2 separate regions of the Homo sapiens genome follow, and region 1 is linked to region 2. Evidence: read pairs that join two places in POLR2A ChIA-PET (ENCODE). Cell type or tissue: IMR-90. All regions are shown on one strand. Links, peaks and the distances in the headings refer to the core of each region. The heading gives the core; the rest is flanking DNA. Region 1 has its middle 38 kb from the start of PCED1B. Region 2 has its middle 91 kb from the start of LINC02156.

What was found. ChIA-PET counts read pairs that join two places held together with the same protein. Peaks named below come from ENCODE experiments on the same cell type or tissue, not always from the same donor. Only the 100,000 strongest peaks of a DNase experiment are listed, where the experiment ranks them.
Region 1: POLR2A ChIA-PET joins it to region 2 with 6 read pairs; 2 of 35 experiments call an interaction of 5 or more read pairs at or near these places.

Annotation. Positions count from the first base shown.
Region 1 is chr12:47,036,700-47,045,939 of GRCh38, reverse strand. No RefSeq gene overlaps it. Among named protein-coding and RNA genes, the nearest start is that of PCED1B, 38 kb to the left of the region's middle. In IMR-90, for the core only: no CTCF peak of the experiment used is centred there; no DNase peak of the experiment used is centred there.
Region 2 is chr12:47,501,405-47,510,644 of GRCh38, reverse strand. No RefSeq gene overlaps it. Among named protein-coding and RNA genes, the nearest start is that of LINC02156, 91 kb to the right of the region's middle. In IMR-90, for the core only: no CTCF peak of the experiment used is centred there; DNase peaks (open chromatin) are centred at 974 and 5,394; H3K27ac peaks cover 341 bases.

The DNA.
Region 1 (9,240 bases), core at 870-8,869, 460 kb after region 2:
AACTTTCAAGAGTGGGTTCTCTCTCTTCTGCTCTCCTGTCATGTAAAGAAGAGAGTTTCTCCCCTCTGGAGGATGCAGCATTCAAGGCATCATCTTGGCAGTGGAGACTGGACCCTCCTCAGACACCAAACCTATTGGTACCTTAATCTTAGACTTTCCAGCCTCCAGAACTGTGAGAAATAAATTTCTGTCCTGTACAAATTACCTAGTCTTGCATATTCTGTTACAGCAACACAAAACAGACGAAGACTCTCAATATCAAATCAATGTTGGTTAAGCATTTTTTAATTTTCCATGGAGATGTTATTAGTTTTATTTACATTTGCACATTAAACTGTCTGGTAGAATTAACAGATGGTCTGATCAGTAATTGTCCTTTCCAGAAGCCACCACTAATGGCTGTTAACACTCTTTCTTCTCTACTCACCTACTTTTATCCACTGGAGTACTTTTTAAAGCAATTATACCTCAAATATACTTCATTTCCTCAGATCCAAGACAAAGTATCAAGTAATTCAAAAGTCTCACTTAGCAAGACTGTTTTTCTTTTATATTTTGGAATTATACCTGGCATATTTTTGTATTTCAGGCAATTGGAAGGGATTGAATAGTATCCCATACAAAGTAACGTGCACCCAAACTTTAAAATGTCATGTTTTTGCCAGTAAGGTCTTTGTAGATATAATTTGTTAAGGATCTTAAGATGAAATCATCCTGGATTTAGGTTGAATTTTAAATCCAATAACTGTTGTCCTTGTAAGAAGAGATGACATAGAGGGACACACAGGAAAGAAGGTGATGGGAAACTGGAGGCAGATATTGGAACTACGCTACCACAAGCCAAAAAACTCCAAGACATGCCAGCAACACTAGAAACTAGTAGAGAAGCATGGAATGTTTTTCCCTTAAAGCTTCCAGAAGGAACTAACCTAACCCTGCTGACACCTTGATTTTGGAAGTCTGGCCTCCAGATGTGTGAGAGAATAAATTACTAGCATTTTAAGCCACCTAGTTTGTAGTAATTGGTTATGGCAGTACTAAATCTTTAAGAAACAATCTTTATTTTATACGAACTACTATAGAAAAAAAGAAAAAAATTATTTAGTTTATTTATACATTTAGTATAATTTTGATAATAAAATAAGAGTAATGCAAGATAAAAATAGTAGGTCAATTATACTTATAAATATTATTTCATAAAAATATTTGCAAATCAAGTCCAGCAACACACAAAACAAAAAGATAGTAAATGGTTCAACATTTAAGACCTATGAATATATGACATTAACATTGTAAAGAAAAAAATTATAAGGTAATCTTAAAATATGTAAAAAAAAAAAGAGATAAAATTCAACACTCATTTTTCCTGAACATGTCCATTGATGTGCGTATTTCCTTAATATGTACTACCAATTACTAAAGGACAAGTTCAACCAAATATTTAATAAATAATAATTTCAATTTTACAAAAACTCTTTTAGGTTATAGAAGAGGAGGAAACATCCCCAAACTTATTTTATAAGGTTAGCATAATCTTGATAGCAAAACTAGGCAAGGACAGCATAAAGTAGAAAACTTACAGACCAGTCTTATTCATGAACATAGATATAAAAATCCTAAACAAAATCTTATAAAGCCAAATTATATAATGTATAAAAAAGTAAATATTTTATTATCAAGTTGAATTCATTTCAGGAATACAAAGTTGATTTAATATTAGAAAGTTAAATTATGTTATTCACCCCACACATAGTAAAGAATTCAACTTTGTCCGAAAAGAAGTCTGGTCTTTGTCCTTGGCTTCTGAGAGGTGATGGGTAAATTGATGGAATATCATGGTTGATAGGAGTGTCTTTGTTTGGCTGTGAGCCTTGGGTCACCAGATTGTCTAAAAATATGATTTAAGATGGAGAATGGCTACACCAGAAAGACCAGAAATGTGATTTAGCGTGGGGGATTTGGGTCATGTCTGGAGAGGGTGGAGGCTGAAGATTGAAATCAGCCACATTGGCAATCGCCCATGTCTACATCATGGAGCCTCAATAAAAAGTCTGAACACCTGGCTCTGCTGAGCTTTCCTCATTAGCAATATTTTGTGCACATTGTTATACTTTGATATTTGAAAAGTAATGTGTCCAGGACTCCATGGAGAAAGAAAAACAGAAGCTACATGTTTGATACTTTTCCTGGACTCTGCTCTAGGTGCCCCTCCTTGACTGACTTTAATCTGTATCCTTCCTGTAATACACTCTAACCTGGATTATAACAACTTTTAGTGAGTTCCAGGAGTCCTTGTGGATTAGGTAACCTGAAGGTGGTTTTAGGAAGCCCCTAAACTTGCAATTGCTGTCAAAAGTGAGGACAGTCTTGCGTGGACTATGCCACCTCAAACTGTGCAGTTGGCTAACCAACTCATGCCCCATTAACATATTTCTTTTTTTTTTTTTTTTTTTCAGATGGAGTCCCACTCTGTCTCCCAGACTAGAGTGCAGTGGCACGATCTGGGCTCACAGCAAACTCTGCCTCCTGGGTTCAAGTGATTCACCTGTCTCAGCCTCCCAAGTAGCTGGGATTACAGGCACCTGCCACTGCGCCCAGCTAATTTTTGTATTTTTAGTAGAGATTGAGTTTCACCATGTTGGCCAGGCTGGTCTTGAATTCCTGACCTTGTGATCCACTCACCTCAGCCTCCCAAAGTGCTGGGGTTACAGGCGTGAGCCACCGCACCCCGCTGCACCATTAACATATTAAAGAATGAAAGCTATATAATGAGCTAAGTAGACACATTGTATTAGATAAAATTTAATATCCGTTTATGGTTTAGAAAATCTTAAGCAAACTAATAATGGAAGAAAAATTTCTTAAACGTGTAAATATTATCAAAAAACTACAGCAATATTATACTTAATGGTGAAAAATTTTAAGTTTAATATAAAATAGGTAAAGATGTTTATTATTACTACATTTGTTTAACACTCTACTAAATGGCCTAGATGGTATAGTAATGTGAATAAAAAAGTAAAATAAAAGGAATTAGGAGTTAGAATGAAACAAAACAAACTGGTCATTATTTATGGGTAGTATAATTGTCTACAAAATAAAAAGGAAATTGCATTTTTATACACCAGCAATGATCAGCTAAAAATGTTATTAAAAAGATTATACTATGTAAAACATTCTTACCTCTACGTTTGTTTGCATTTGTCAAAATTCAACAAATTGTGCACTTGTATTTGTCTATTTTACTGTATGTATATTTACCTCAAAAATGAACTGTAAACAAATATTTAAAAAGTAAAAAACTTTAAAAATATTTATACTATTTTAAATTACAATAAAAATAAATATTTTATCCAAGAGAAAAAAAATCTAGTGGGAGATGTGTAAGCCCATATCTGGTAAAAATTATAAAGCTTTATTAAACGACATTAAATAAAACCTAAACAAATGAAGAGATATACCATATTCATGGATAGTCAGATTTAATATTGTATTGACATTAATTTTCATGAATTGATTAACACTCCTAGAATCCCAACATCACAAGTTGATTTTAAAATTTATATAGACTAGCAAAGGACCAAAAATAACCAAGACAGTTCTAAAGAACAAGATGGGAACTTGTATGATCAAATATCAAACTTTATTATAAAGCTATAGTAATTAAGACATTGTATATGGCACAAGGAAAGGTAAATGGAACATCATAGAGAGCTCAGTACTAGACCTACACACACATATATATAGACCATAGTCAATGTTAAGGAGAAAAAAAATCCAAGGAAGAAGGGGGAAGGAAGGGAAAATAGTTGAAAGAAAAATATTTGGCTCAGTATATATACATTTAATCACAGTCAAAATGATTTTTCTTAATATTTATGAAATAGAGGGGCATAACATATGGATAAATCACAGTTCAGTTTTCGTACTGCAGGGTCTCTTTTCTTTCTTTTTTTCTTTCTTTCTTTCTTTCTTTCTTTCTTTTCTTTCTTTCTTTCTTTCTTTCTTTCTTTCTTTCTTTCTTTCTTTCTCTTTCTTTCTTTCTTTCTCTTTCTCTCTCTCTCTCTCTCTCTTTCTTTCTTGACAGGGTCTTGCTCTGTTGCTCAGGCTGGAGTGCAGTGGCACAATCTTGGCTCACTGCAACTTCCACCTCCCAGGTTCAAGTGATTCTCCCACCTCAGCCTCCTGAATAGCTATGATTATAGGCGCACACCATCATGCCTGGCTAATTTTTGTATTTTTTGTAGAGATGGGGTTTCACCATGTTGGCCAGGCTGGTCTTGAACTCCGGACCTCAGGTGATTTGCCCACCTCTGCCTCTCAAAGTACTAGAATTACAGGTGTGAGCCACTGCGCTCAGCTGATTTTCCAAGCTTAAGATTCGTGTATGAATGCAAAGTCATATATCCATGAAGCCAGAGCTGCCAAGGAATATTCTGCGGGTTTCTTTGTAGTTCAAGGTCCTAGTAATGAACAACTATGAGTCATATTGTATTGTTATGAACTTTGTGAATGTGAACTAATATGAAAAAAGTGCTGTCCAGTTTTTTCACAACTATATACACAACTATATACAATATTCTCTGGAATTGAGACAATTAATTCTTTATATTTTCATCTTTTTTGTTAGATCAAATGCACCATTGTAACTCAATATTCAGAAAGTTTCTACTCAAAAACAGTTTCAGGGCATAGTCTACTTCTATGCATTTAGGGGAGTACTTTAAATTTTCTTTCATTACGCTAATAAATTTTCTGTTGTTCGTCATTCTCCTATGGCATTCATTTTCAGAATGGAAAGATTAACAGAATATTTCTCCAAGGCAATACTGACTTTATTTTAGGTTGCTTTATTTTATAGTGTCAAATAAAATAAATAAATCAGTGTAAAAAGTTATATATATATAATGATATATTAATATGAATAATTGATAATGTGTAAGAATTGATTTCCAGAATTGAGTCTGGTTGGGCCACACTCAAAATTGGTCCTTTTACATCTTTTTAAAAATCTTATCCACTTTATGGAAGATATCTTGGAATATATAAATGAATAGAAGTTTCTACAACATTATTTGGAATCTTCCAAAGAATGACTGGTTTCATTCTTATTTAATATTTTAATAAGCATAAGTCAACCACTTCAATAGGTCCTACAAAGTTATAGTTGGAGTTGTACTAGTTATAGATGTGTGGTTGTTAGTCATATTAGATAGTGCTTCTTGGGCCACTTGGGATAAAATCTAATGCAGAGTAAAATTTTCAAAAGGATTATTTCATTCCAAATGAAGAGTTCAGCTCATGTGTAGACTCTATTTAGAAAAACGATTAAATGAATAACTACAATTGCTTTCTTCTTACAGTTACTCTTAAAATGCTGTGAAAGATTTTATCATTGATTTTGCACCAAATGTTTTTGCAAGATTTTCTCACTGGAGTTTTGTACCTGCAGCCACAAGCTAGTGTTTTAGAGAGTTAAATAATGTGTGGGGTAATCTACATTTGTTATTATTAGATGGCCACTATTGCAAGTGGCTTTATTTGATAGCATCATAACTGATTACCTGAAAATGTGAGCCAATAGCTGACCCTTCAAGAAAAAATCAATTTGCAATTTTCACTGTCCACACTTCTGCCAGCTAACAAATCAACTGCAGATCTCTGTTCAGCCCCAAAAGGCACTTAAAATGGGAAATGAAATAGCCTTAAGTTTCCTCCAGGATGATCCCATTTAGCCACCAACAGAGAGGAAGTGGACTAGATGACAGAAGGGCAAAATTTGTTTAAGGGAATAGGGAAAGATTTAATGAAAATCCAAAGACCCACAGGAAAGGGATAAACCTTCCCACTTCAGTGGCTGGCCCCAAAAATCCCAGTTAAAAATAATGGAGCTTTACTGAACGTCACCCAGATTGTTTTAACCCAGTGCTGGTATACCCTCTCAATACTGTCCTGATCTTCCTTCTCCCTGCTCTGTTTTCCTTTCAACCACAGGCTTCTGCTCTTCTGGGTCCAGTTTGTTTTTCACTTTTTGATTGTTTCTGAGGAATTTTAACATCATAGGATTTATTGGCCATTTGAATAGCCTCTTGTGATTTGCTCTGACTCATTGTTCTACTGAATTGTTAATCTTTTCTTATTAATTTGTAGAAGTTATTTATATATTTGAGGTAAGAGACTTTTAACTTTTGTTTGTGTTGTAAATATTTTCTTCCACTCTGCTCTTCCCTTTTCGTTTTTAAAGGTGTCTTTTGGCAAACAGAAGTTAATAATTTCAATGTACGTATGTGGCTTGGTTCCTTTATAGTTAGCGTTTCTTATGTCCTATTTTAATTCTTTTCTTACTCTAAAATCATGAAACTATTCTCCTACTGTATCATCTTAATATTTTTTGCTTTTTTCTTTCATATTTATGCCTAAAAATTTAAAATTAATATCTATTTATTGTGTCAGGCAGGGGTCAAATTTTTTCTTAATATGGATATTCAATTGTCCCAATATTATTTATCAACAAGATCCCTTTCTCCCCACTGGTCTATGATACCACCTTTCTCATAAATCAAGCACCCATGTGTGGTTAAGTCTGTTTTTGGCTCTCTTTCTATTTCATTGGTTAACTTGTCTATCCTTATAATCCTCATCCAATCTCTTAACTTGTGCCAATGTATTACTACCGAAGCATTATAGTCTTGATAATCAGAATCCACTGTTACTCGTGTAAAACATTTCTTAGCTATTGACCCTTGGAATTTCTAGTTAAATGTAGACTCACTTGTCAAGTTTCATTTAAAAAAAAATAATCAAAGGTGTTTACATTGGATATCTAGATCCATCTGGGAAGAATTATCCTTTACAATTTGATTTCTGCAATCCATGAATTAGTCTTTTCTATCAGTTAGAGTATTTAGGTCTTATTTTTTTTATCTTAATAGTGTCTTATAGTTTTTGGCATGGTGGCCTTGCATATCTTTTGCTAGACTTATTTTTAGTTATTTGATATTTTTGAAGCTGTTATAAATAACATCTTTTTGTTTTTTTTATTGCTTGTATAGAAAAATTCAAATAAATTTTTAAATATTGTTTCTAGTAACTTTGCTAAACTCACTTATGAATTCTTTTGATTTGGCTGTAGGTTCTTTTCAACTGTCAGCCTAAAATAATAAAATGTTAAGAATCTAATTTAAGGATAGTTGATTCAAGAGCAACATTTGAAGATAGCCTACCTGGAAACACCAACTGCAGAGGACTAGAGTAAGTATGCCGAAGTAAGGAACTTAAGGTTTCATTTATGTAGGCAGAGACAGGGAGTTTTTAGGAGGATTACAACATTTTTCCATATAAGGTTGGTGCATAGTTACAGCAATTTGATTGGTTATAGGCTGTGTTTATTCTGGGAAGGGTACATTTAACTTTTTTTTTTCTTTCTTTCTTTTTTTTTTTTCCAGAGGGAGTAATAGTCATGAGTTTTCTGTCATCTTATCTAGCAAATCAAGACAAAAATGGGGAAGTTAATCTATAACAAGGGTCATTAATGAAGAAGGCAGGAGGTTTTGTCTTTGGCATTGTTTAATTCTCTCTAGTCATTGCACAGAACAAGAAAAACAAGAAAGCAGGTTAATCTATAATCTGAGAATAGAGGTTGTAACTACATGTGATTCAGATCACAGTCACATATCTCTCAAAGCCTAAAATATTTTCAGGGTTCCAAGAGCTTTTAAATTTTATTTATTTTCACACAGTTTTCCACAGATATAATCATATTTGTGAATAATGATGTTTTATTTCTTTATTTCCAATAACTTTGTCATTTATTTATTTTTCTTTCATACTGCACTGGCCAGGGCCTTCGGTGTCCTTCAATTTTGCACATTGAATAAAAGTAGTAATAAAAGACAATGCTTGTCTTGTTATAAATCCTAAAAAGAAAGCTTTCAACATTTTACTATTAAGCATGATATTCATCAAAGGTTCTTTTGTAAATATCCTTAATTAGGTTAAGAAAATTCCCTTATAGTTCGAGTTTGCTAAGAGTGTTTGTTTTTTCAAATCATGCTTGGGTATTGAATTTTACTAATTTTTTTTGTGCAACTATTGAAGTGACATGTAATTATTCTCTTTCATTCTTTGACTGATTTTTTCACATAAGACCAAAATACAAAATTGCATTCTTGGAGTAAACCCAGTGTGGTCATGAATTTTTTTTTTCACTACATATTACTGGATTCTATCTGCATCACTAGAGTATAAGTTTCATGAAGGCAGAGTTTTCTGTCTGTTTTGTTGTTGTCATTGTGTGTTTTACTGCCCTGTCTCTATGGCATATTTATTGGATGAATGAATAAAGAAATCAACAAATTTCCCCAGGATTGTGACAGCCTCTATTCTGGCTGTGAATAGAGAGCCCTGAGCTTCTGGCTACCTGTTATGGGGCCATTTCTCTTGGCTGCACAGAGCTCCAATCTCCTCAGGATGGGGTACTATATTCACCCCACTTTCTGGACAGCATATATCCAAACAACTCAGGAATCAAGCCTTGCCTCTCTTGGTTCCTCACAAACACAGCTTTGCCTCTCTGCCTGTTCCCCATCCTGTTCATGTGTTGAGACCCCCTAAATTTGTATATCCAAGATTTAGCAGAGCAATGACCACTCACTTACTAGTCGTTAGTGCAACTCACACAATTGGCACAGATGCCTAGGGGCCTGAAAATAAGACTTGGAATTCCATACTCTGGCAAAAACTCTAATTTGTTTGGTGGCACTCACGCCTAAACCTGGTCTCTGAATGGGCTACAAGAACGGAGGCATAAGTCTTTTATCAGGAATCATGAAATAGGGAGAACCAAGACTCCAGCACATAGACATCACCAGATAATAAATAGACGCTCACCTATTTTCCTCTCTCAAAAAGCATAAGAAATGTTTTCTGATATTAAGCAATTCATTTCCAAACATTTTAAAGTTAATGAGAAGAATAAATCTCATTTTTAAGTGGTCAATGTACCATGAAGTTAACAAGCTAATTAAGAACAAAAACAACATGAGCTATATTATGGTTTCTTTACTGGGGACATTGTGATTATAACTGTAAAAAAAATTAAATCCATAAACAAAATACTTGACTTTAAGTTGGCTTAGAAGGTCACAGAGCTCTTCATGACTCCACTTCTGCCCACCTCTTCAGGTATCTTTTACTTCAGGGGGTTTTGCAATTCATTCCAGTTCTTCAACAAACTAGGTT
Region 2 (9,240 bases), core at 883-8,882:
GTCAACTTTCTTGGTGACTTCTCCAGCATCTCAAATTCCTTGTCTTTTTATTGTAAACAACTTTTTTAAAAAATTAATTGTCTATATATAAAGTACCAGGTGTGATGCTAGCACTGGTCGTATGATATTTCTAGTGCTAACAGCAACCAACAAGGTGATTATTATTTCTATTTTTCAGACAAAGAAACCAAGGCTCAATACAATTAAACTACTTGACCTAAAGACACAAGTGCTTGTCTGACTTCACTGCCAATGCTCCTATCAATAGTCAGATCACAACTTTTTAAGGTTAAATGAAAACTCTAGTAACATGTGATCTAACTCACTTACTTAAAAAAATATAGAAAAGATTCTGTTCAATAAATTCAGTTCTTCCACTTTTAAGTTGTATACCGAATTACAGTCTTGATCTATCCCTGCACTCCTATTTGTTCTCTTTTCCTTCTCTTTTTCATCTTTCTTCCCAATTAGTGGAGTAAACTGTATAGGGTACATACCCTATACCAGGGCCGGAGGCCAGATAGAAACAGCAGAAGGAAGGACAAACAGATGTAGTGGTCTTTGTGGTCTATGCTACTTGTGATCAGTTGAATGTGAACATTTTGTCCTTCTTTGCAATACCTGGTTCAAGAATAGCCAATTGTGACCAAGAAACGTGGAAGGAAGTCTGCTGATGAATTTCCAAAAAAGGCTTTCTTTTTTCTAAGAGGATACGTAGGAAGAAGCGATGGCTCTTCTCTCTCTGGATTTTGTCCTGTCTGCATGTGTACTGGATCTTGCTACCAGCCTGACATTAAAACAAGTTAAAACAAGTTCTGAGCTTGGTATCCTCAAGGATATTCTTGAGTCACAAAATCAAACAACTCCAGAGTCCACATGACCTCAGATTTGCTGTGGGGAGATATGGTAAGTTTCCTGAGTTAGTTTACATCAGGGTTTCTGTTAAGTGCAGCCAAGAGCATTCCAATAGCAAGAAGTGGTTTTATGGATGGTGTTGATCAGGTTTGGAGGAAGGCAAAGGAAGCCTGAGGGCCTTTGGACATGCGGAAGAAGTTTCAGAGGGTTAGTGTAGAGGGAAATGAGTTAATGATGGAGATTTATTTTCTAGGCCTCTAAAAATAGAACAGATTCTCAGTCTTCTGGTATGTTTCAATTACTTCTGATGAAACACAGAGGGAAGAGCTAGAATAGTTGGCCTCTAAGAGGTCAAGTTTTGAGAGGTCAAAGTGCCTGCTTTAATAACACTCTGAAGCCTGAACTTTATCTTTTTGATTTTTCAGCAGTAGATTATCTTGAAATAGCTTTTTTTTAGGTGCAAAGACAGAAAAAAACAAGACAGGGTGACCATGTGCCTACTATTATGTAACCTAGTGCCAGGGAAATACTAAAGTATTTTCTATTTTCTTAAATGCCAGAATCTGACTTTATAGTGCTTTCCATGAATCTTCACAATAAATGATTTCAACTCCAAGCTAATGTAGTCTTTTTCCCTCCCCTCTCTCTATCTTATCCTAGAGGGATTATGACTGGGTTATATAAGGCACTGTCTTTAAAAATTATATTAATAAAAATGTAGAGTCTTGCCAGGTTAAATTTTCCTTCTGATTGTTTCAAGGCGCGATTTCTGTAGCTGGGAGAACTTTGACAAATACTGAATCAATTTAATTGAAGTAATATCGCTCTGGGCTTCCAATAAATGGGATGAGCAGGTTTTTTTCCTAATGTAAGGAGCTAGCTGCATGGCTCACAATTTTGAGCACCTGAAGGAAATGGTCAGAAATGGCCTCTGGTGAATCACAAAACAGAACAATGACCAGGGGCCCGTAATCTGGCACTATTTGGGCACTACATTCATCCCAAACGTGCAGGTAAGAGCCAGGTTAGTTAGCACTGTTTTTTGTTTTTTGTTTTTTTTATACTTTAAGTTTTAGGGTACATGTGCACAACGTTCAGGTTTGTTACAATGTATACATGTGCCATGTTGGTATGCTACACCCATTAACTCGTCATTTAGCATTAGGTATATCTCCTAATGCTATCCCTCCCCCCTCCCCCCAACCCACAACAGTCCCCGGTTTGTGAAGTTCCCCTTCCTGTGTCCATGTGTTCTCATTGTTCAATTCCCACCTATGAGTGAGAACATGCAGTGTTTGGTTTTTTGTCCTTGCAATAGTTTGCTGAGAATGATGGTTTCCAGCTTCATCCATGTCCCTACAAAGGACATGAACTCATCATTTTTTATGGCTGCATAGTATTCCATGGTGTATATGTGCCACATTTTCTTAATTTTCTTAATCCATTCTATCATTGTTGGACATTTGGGTTGGTTCCAAGTCTTTGCTATTGTGAATAGTGCCACAATAAACATACATGTGCATGTGTCTTTATAGCAGCATGATTTATAATCCTTTGGGTATATACCCAGTAATGGTATGGCTGGGTCAAATGGTCCCGTACTTGCCATAAACACCTCAATTATAGCACTCTCCATGTGTATTGCAACTGCTTTTTATAATATGATTAAACCATAAGTTCCTTACGAGTGGGGCCCATGGATTTTCTTTTTAATGCTCCCAGTGCCATGTACAGCATTTGGTTCCTGTGAGAAGCCCATACGTATACATTGAAAGAACAAGACCTCAAAGATTTTATAAAAGTTCTAATGTCTATATGACTATACTTCCACGAAAATGTTCTCTCTCTCGGGGGATTAGCGACTCATTAAAAACCAGTGCTCAAGAAATACCATTTGAGCATGGACAGTGCTATAATTGAGGTGTTTATGGCAAGTTATGGGATAGTAGAATGGACAATGTCTAATATGTTTAGGGGAGATCAGGGGAAACTTTTACAGAGAAAATAACTCTAGAACTGAGAACTATATACTGAGACGTGTCAGAAGGACTAGAGTGGGGAAAAGTATTTCAGCCAGATGGAACAGTACCAGCCAAGAGGAACTCCATGGAGGTTAAAGAAAAAAAGCATGGCACATTAGATGTGGTGAATTGGGGTATAGCACAGGATGTGTGGGAGACGATAATGCTGGATCTGTTGGGGAGGGAGTTAAGCTCCAGGTGATAGCCTCATAGGAAATATTAATAAGTTAGGATTCTATTTTATGGGTAATGGAGAGCCATTGCACAGTTTTAAATCTGGGTGTGACATAATAGTGTTGGCATTTTAGAGAAATTGCCCACACAGGATAGCATGCAGTGTGGATTGTAGGAAGCTGAATCAAGAGGCGAGGCACTTCATTGAAAGGCCATTGTATTTCTGGACTAAGAGAAGAGTCATGGGTTTGGGGAGAAGGAAGCATATTTAGAAAAACAAGGAAGAGAGAGTCAGTGGGACTCTGCTAATGCTCAGCAGCATGTGCCCCAGACTTTGGCTCTCCTTCTTGATGCGCTCTTCTCAGTTGTTTCCATCCTAGACGTTAAACTCCTAGTTTTCCTTGAACTGCACTGGCTGCTCCCTTGTCAGTCTCCTTTGCTGGCTCCTTTGCTTTTTCTTGACCTCTAAATGTTGGAAGACATCAGTCCTGAGCCTCTTTTTTCTCTCCATTCTCCCTAAGACATCTTCCTCAGTTTCATGGCATTAAGGATTATCCATAAACTGATAACTCCCCAAATTCTATCTCCTGTCCCAACCTCTCCCCACAACTCCAGTCTCATGTACCCAACAGCATAGTCATCCTCTAAAACTCAACCTCCCCACAGAACCCTTTATTTTCCCCCAAGCAAACTCATTCCTTCCCTAATATTTTGCATCTCACTAAATGGCACCATCATCTACCCAGTTGCTCAGAAACCAACATAAAGCCACATATGTCTAAGTAGAGAAGATTCTTAGGATTTCTCCTAATTCAGTGAGGGCTGCCCCTGTTGTGCAAATCCAGCTGGCACCACTTGCACTGCAATCTGTGCAAATGACAACCCTTTTTCTTGTGTGCCACAGTTGCCCTACAATACTTCATCCTATTTCTTAGAAAAACTAAGGGAAGATATTTTAAAATGAGATTTCATTCTCCAGTATTTTTCTAAAATGTCTTCTTTCAAACACGGTTACAACTGTATGTTGTTTCACAATTTCAAACAACTGTACCTCACAGAGTACAACTGACCCCTTGTAGTTGTATTTCACAAACATTCGAACCTCCTCTAGTAGTTGTTAACCAATAACTTATAATGAATTCTGCTAAGGACCATACTATAGGACTCTGTTCATGTTGGCATTTCAATAACTACGAAGGATTGGCTCTCATATTCCAGGCTACAGTCTCATTTAGTTAATAAGAATATCTTCTCTGAGTTTCACATAATATGGTTTCTATTTATCACCATTCAATTTCTTTTCATCCAGTGTTTGCATCTCCATTATTATGAAGGATTCTAGTAGGCTTAGCTGTAATAGAGAGCCACAGTCTTCTAGAACACAAACAAAAATACTAAATACTAAACTCACAGGTACAAGCAAAAGTACGCCATGCCATGTGGCTTATTGACTGGTGATGCAGCATTGCTTAGTATATGTGGAGACAAAAGTGACTCCATCTTGAATGCCAATCCGCCATGTTGACTTCTGATTAGCCCCAGTCCTGTCAATGCCTCCTGGTTTCTACTTTATTTACTGTTCCTAGTGCAAGAAAAAAGCAACCTTGATGCTATCACACAAGTTACAGGCTAGGACACACACAGCATTCTTGCCTGTTGTGGAGAATTGCCTTTAACTGTCTTGGTAGAACACATACACCCCTTTCCTGTGATATATAGGCCTTGGGTCTGAGGGACAACAGCACGGAGACCTACCTGTCTTGCAGCCACCCAAGACCATGCTTCTGTCTGTAAGTTCTCTCAATACATCACCCAATTCAGACAAACTGGATTTGTCTGCCTTCTTTGGTTTCTCGGCTCTTCAGCATTTGAGAGTTGCTTTGCATAAATAGTCCTTTCATAAGGCAGTATGTAACCGTCTGTCTCAAGAGTCAGTCTGACTCAGGTGCGCATCTTAGCTTGACCACTGCATGCTGCGTGTGGCCTGGGCAAGTTAATTTCTGAAACAAGCTTCTTCATCTGAAAATAAAATCTAACTCACAGGATTGTTGTGCAGCTAACGTGAGGTTAATATGTGCAAAATGCCTGGAATCTAGCAGACAATAAATGGTAGTCATTTTGTTGAATTATTATTGTTTCTTTTCTCTGCGTGATTTGGGATGCTCAGCCTGCCTAATAAATCAGAAGTGGTCCCGTCGCAGGTGATCTTTAGGGAACATCTTATCCTGAATATATTCAGATTGAAAAATGGTCAAGCTCTAGCTCTCAAAGTCCAGATTTGTTATCTGTTTTTAAGAGAAGAAGCCAGGCATGACTCAGGAATTAATCTGAATATGTGGGTAATGAAGTCATTTCCAATCTAAGAATGAATCTACACAGGAAATGAAAAAGTGAGCAAGCCTCAAGTGAATTTAGAGGCACACACTGCTTCCAAAATATTAAAAAGTGTGTGCGTTCATTTGGGCTCTTTGTCCCCATCCCTCCTGAAGAGCAGAAACAACATATGCTTCAGAACAGAGAGTGTTGCTCTTCTTATCAGAACACTGGGAGCACTTCATGGTGAGAATTCAAACTGCCATTTCTAAACGAGGCCAAAGCTACCCGTGCCACAGCCACGAATCAGAAAGCCCTGAGCAGCTCTGCATCGCGATTTGCCTATTCACCTAGCATTCTAAGCAAAGTGCTTTGTTCAAAATTAAGATATATTTCCTATCATCCTGCCTGGATACCAACCTCGCTAGGATTTCCAATCCAGAGCATAGAGTTGTTTTTGCTTCTTGGTTCACTCAAACATATCAGGCACAATAATATTCAGCTCGCTAAGACTGGCCATTATAGCTGACCTATAAGAAAATGTTCCTCCCCCCAATCTACCATTCCACTTTCCCCAGAGGCCAGGTGGTACTCTGGAACTTTGACAATTATCCATACATTGGGGGGTGGAGGGAGGAAAAAAGCAATAACATTGTACATCTTATAGTTTAGGTGTCAAATGGAAGATATTTCTGGGTATAATGGCACTGGGGTGATACATTTGGGGGCTTTCATATATTTCTCTTTATTCTTAACAAACTGATAAAGTGGGTTTACAGCATTCTGTTTGAGAATCTGTCAAGACTCCAAGGCATGAAATGGGAGGTGCTCCAGATCTTCACTGTTCTTGATCCAGTCCCCAAAGCTTGCTCAGAGTTTCTGGAGATGTACTGAGGGAACTGAGTCCCACGACACCTACAGCTCTGAAAGCACCCAGCTTGGGGTGGTAGCACAGGAAGAAACACAACAACAATAACCAAAAATGGCTTTGAAATCCCAAAGGAAATCCCAAAATGTCACTTCATTTCCACTCAAAGTTGAAAATAAAACTAATGGTATATAAAAACCCACGATGACAGTTGAATTAACATTTGTATGGAGACGTGGCATTCTTGGTTGTCATGAAAACACTGAAGCTTCTCAGCTCGCATGCTCATTCAGGTGTTGCGTCTAATTTAGAATTTAACCTGCCAGCTGACAAAAAGGCTTGGAGATCTTGAAAGATCTACTTGTTCTATCAATTAAGATGACATATAAACGTTGAGAAGCTGCTCATTCCCAAGGAAAGTGTTCACCCAGGCAGTGGTTTCTATAGAGACACTATTCCCAAGCCAACACTGCCAAAAATAAGTGTTTACTCATTGAAAAAGGCCAGAGGAGGGGATTTCTGTAATGTAGGTGTGAACTGGAGATTCTGTTCCTTTCACGGCTGTTTGACAAGTTTTCATTAGTCCCCAGCTGAGCTACTAATAATTAAGTGTGTTTTTCAACTGAGAAATGAGATTAGAATTAGTAATTAGGTTGCAGATTTTTTTTTGGCAGACTTTCTGGTGTCTCTTCTCTGTTTTTATAGTTTTGTTTATTTTTTGTGATGCTTTAAGTTTTGGGATACCTGTACAGAACGTGCAGGTTTGTTACGTAGGTATACATGTGCCATGGTGGTTTCTTTGCTGCACCCGTCAACCCGTCATCTACATTAGGTATTTCTCCTAATGCTATTCCTTCTCTTGCCCCCCACCCCCTGACAGGCCCTGCTGTGTGCCATTCCCCTCCCTGTACCCATATGTTCTCATTGTTCAACTCCCACTGATGAGTGAGAACATGCAGTGTGTGGTTTTCTGTTCCTGTGTTAGTTTGCTGAGAATGATGGTTTCCAGCTTCACCCATGTTCCTCCAAAGTACACAAACTCATCCTTTTTTATGGCTGCATAGTATTCCATAGGGTATGTGTGCCACATTTTCTTTATCCAGTCTATCATTGATGGGCATTTGGGTTGGTTCCAAGTCTTTGCTTTTGTGAATAGTGCTGCATACATGTGCACGTGTCTTGATAGCAGAATAATTTATAATCCTTTGGGTATATAACCGGTAATGGGATTGCTGTGTCAAATGATATTTCTAGTTCTAGATCCTTGAGGAATCATCACACTGTCTTCCACAATGGTTGAACTAATTTACACTCCCACCAACAGTGTAAAAGTGTGCCTATTTCTCCACATCCTCTCCAGCATCTGTTGTTTCCTGACTTTTTAATGATCGCCATTCTAACTGGTGTGAGATGGTATCTTATTGTGGTTTGGATTTGCATTCCTTTAATGACCAGTGATGATGAGCTTTTTTTCATATGTCTTTTGGCCACATAAATGTCTTCTTTTGAGAAGTGTCTGTTCATATCCTTTGTCCACTTTTTGATGGGGTTGTTTGTTTTTTTCTTGTAAATTTGTTTAAGTTTCTTGTAGATTCTGGATATTAGCCCTTTGTCAGATAAATAGATGGCAAAATTTTCTCCTATTCTGTAGGTTGCCTGTTTACTCTGATGATAGTTTCTTTTGCTGTGCAGAAGCTCTTTAGTTTAATTAGATGCCAATTGTCAATTTTGGCTTTTGTTTCAGTGGCTTTTGGTGTTTTAGTCATGAAGTCTTGCCCATGCCTATGTCCTGAATGGTATTGCCTAGGTTTTCTTCTAGGGTTTTTATGGTGTTAGGTCTTACATTTAAGTCTTTAATCCATCTTGAGTTAATTTTTGTGTAATGTGTAAGGAAGGAGTCCAGTTTTAGTTTTCTGCATATGGCTAGCCAGTTTTCCCAATACCATTTGTTATGTAGGGAATCCTTTCCCCATTGATTGTTTTTGTCAGATTCATCAAAGATCAGATGGTTGTAGATGTGTGGTGTTATTTCTGAGGCCTCTGTTCTGTTCCATTGGTCTATATATCTGTTTTGGTACCAGTACCATGTTGTTTTGGTTACTGTAGACTTGTAGTATAGTTTGAAATCAGGTAGTGTGATGCCTCCAGCTTTGTTCTTTTTGCTTAGGATTGTCTTGGCTATATGAGCTCTTTTTTGGTTCCATATGAAATTTAAGCAGTTTTTTTCTAATTCTGTAAAGAAATTCAATAGTAGCTTGATGGGACTAGCATTGAATCTATAAATTACTTTGGGCAGTATGGCCATTTTCATGATATTGATTCTTCCTATCCATGAGCATGGAATATTTTTCCATTTGTTTGTGTCCTCTATGATTTCCTTATGCAGTGGTTTGTAGTTCTCCTTGAAGAGGTACTTCACATCCCTTGTAAGTTGTATTCCTAGGTATTTTATTCTCTTTGCAGCTATTGTGAATGGGAGTTCACTCACGATTTGACTCTCTGTCTGTCTATTATTGGTGTATAAGAATGCTTGTAATTTTTGCACATTGATTTTGTATCCTGAGACTTTGCTGAAGTTGCCTATTAGCTTAAGGAGATTTTGGGCAGAGACAATGGGGTTTTTGAAATATACAATCATGTCATCTGCAAACAGAGACAATTTTACTTCCTCTCTTCCTATTTGAATATCTTTTATTTCTTTCTCTTGCCTGATTGCCCTGGCCAGAACTTCCAATACTATGTTGAATAGGAGTGATGAGAGAAGGCATCCTTGTCTTATACCAGTTTTCAAAGGGAATGCTTCCAGCTTTTGCCCATTCAGTATGATATTGGCTGTGGGTTTGTCATAAATAGCTCTTACTGTTTTGAGAGACGTTTCATCAATACCTAGTTTAATGAGTGTTTTTAGCATGAAGAGATGCCGAATTTTATCAAAGGCCTTTTCTGCATTTACTGAGATAATCATGTGGTTTTTATTATTGATTCTGTTTATGTGATGGATTACATTTA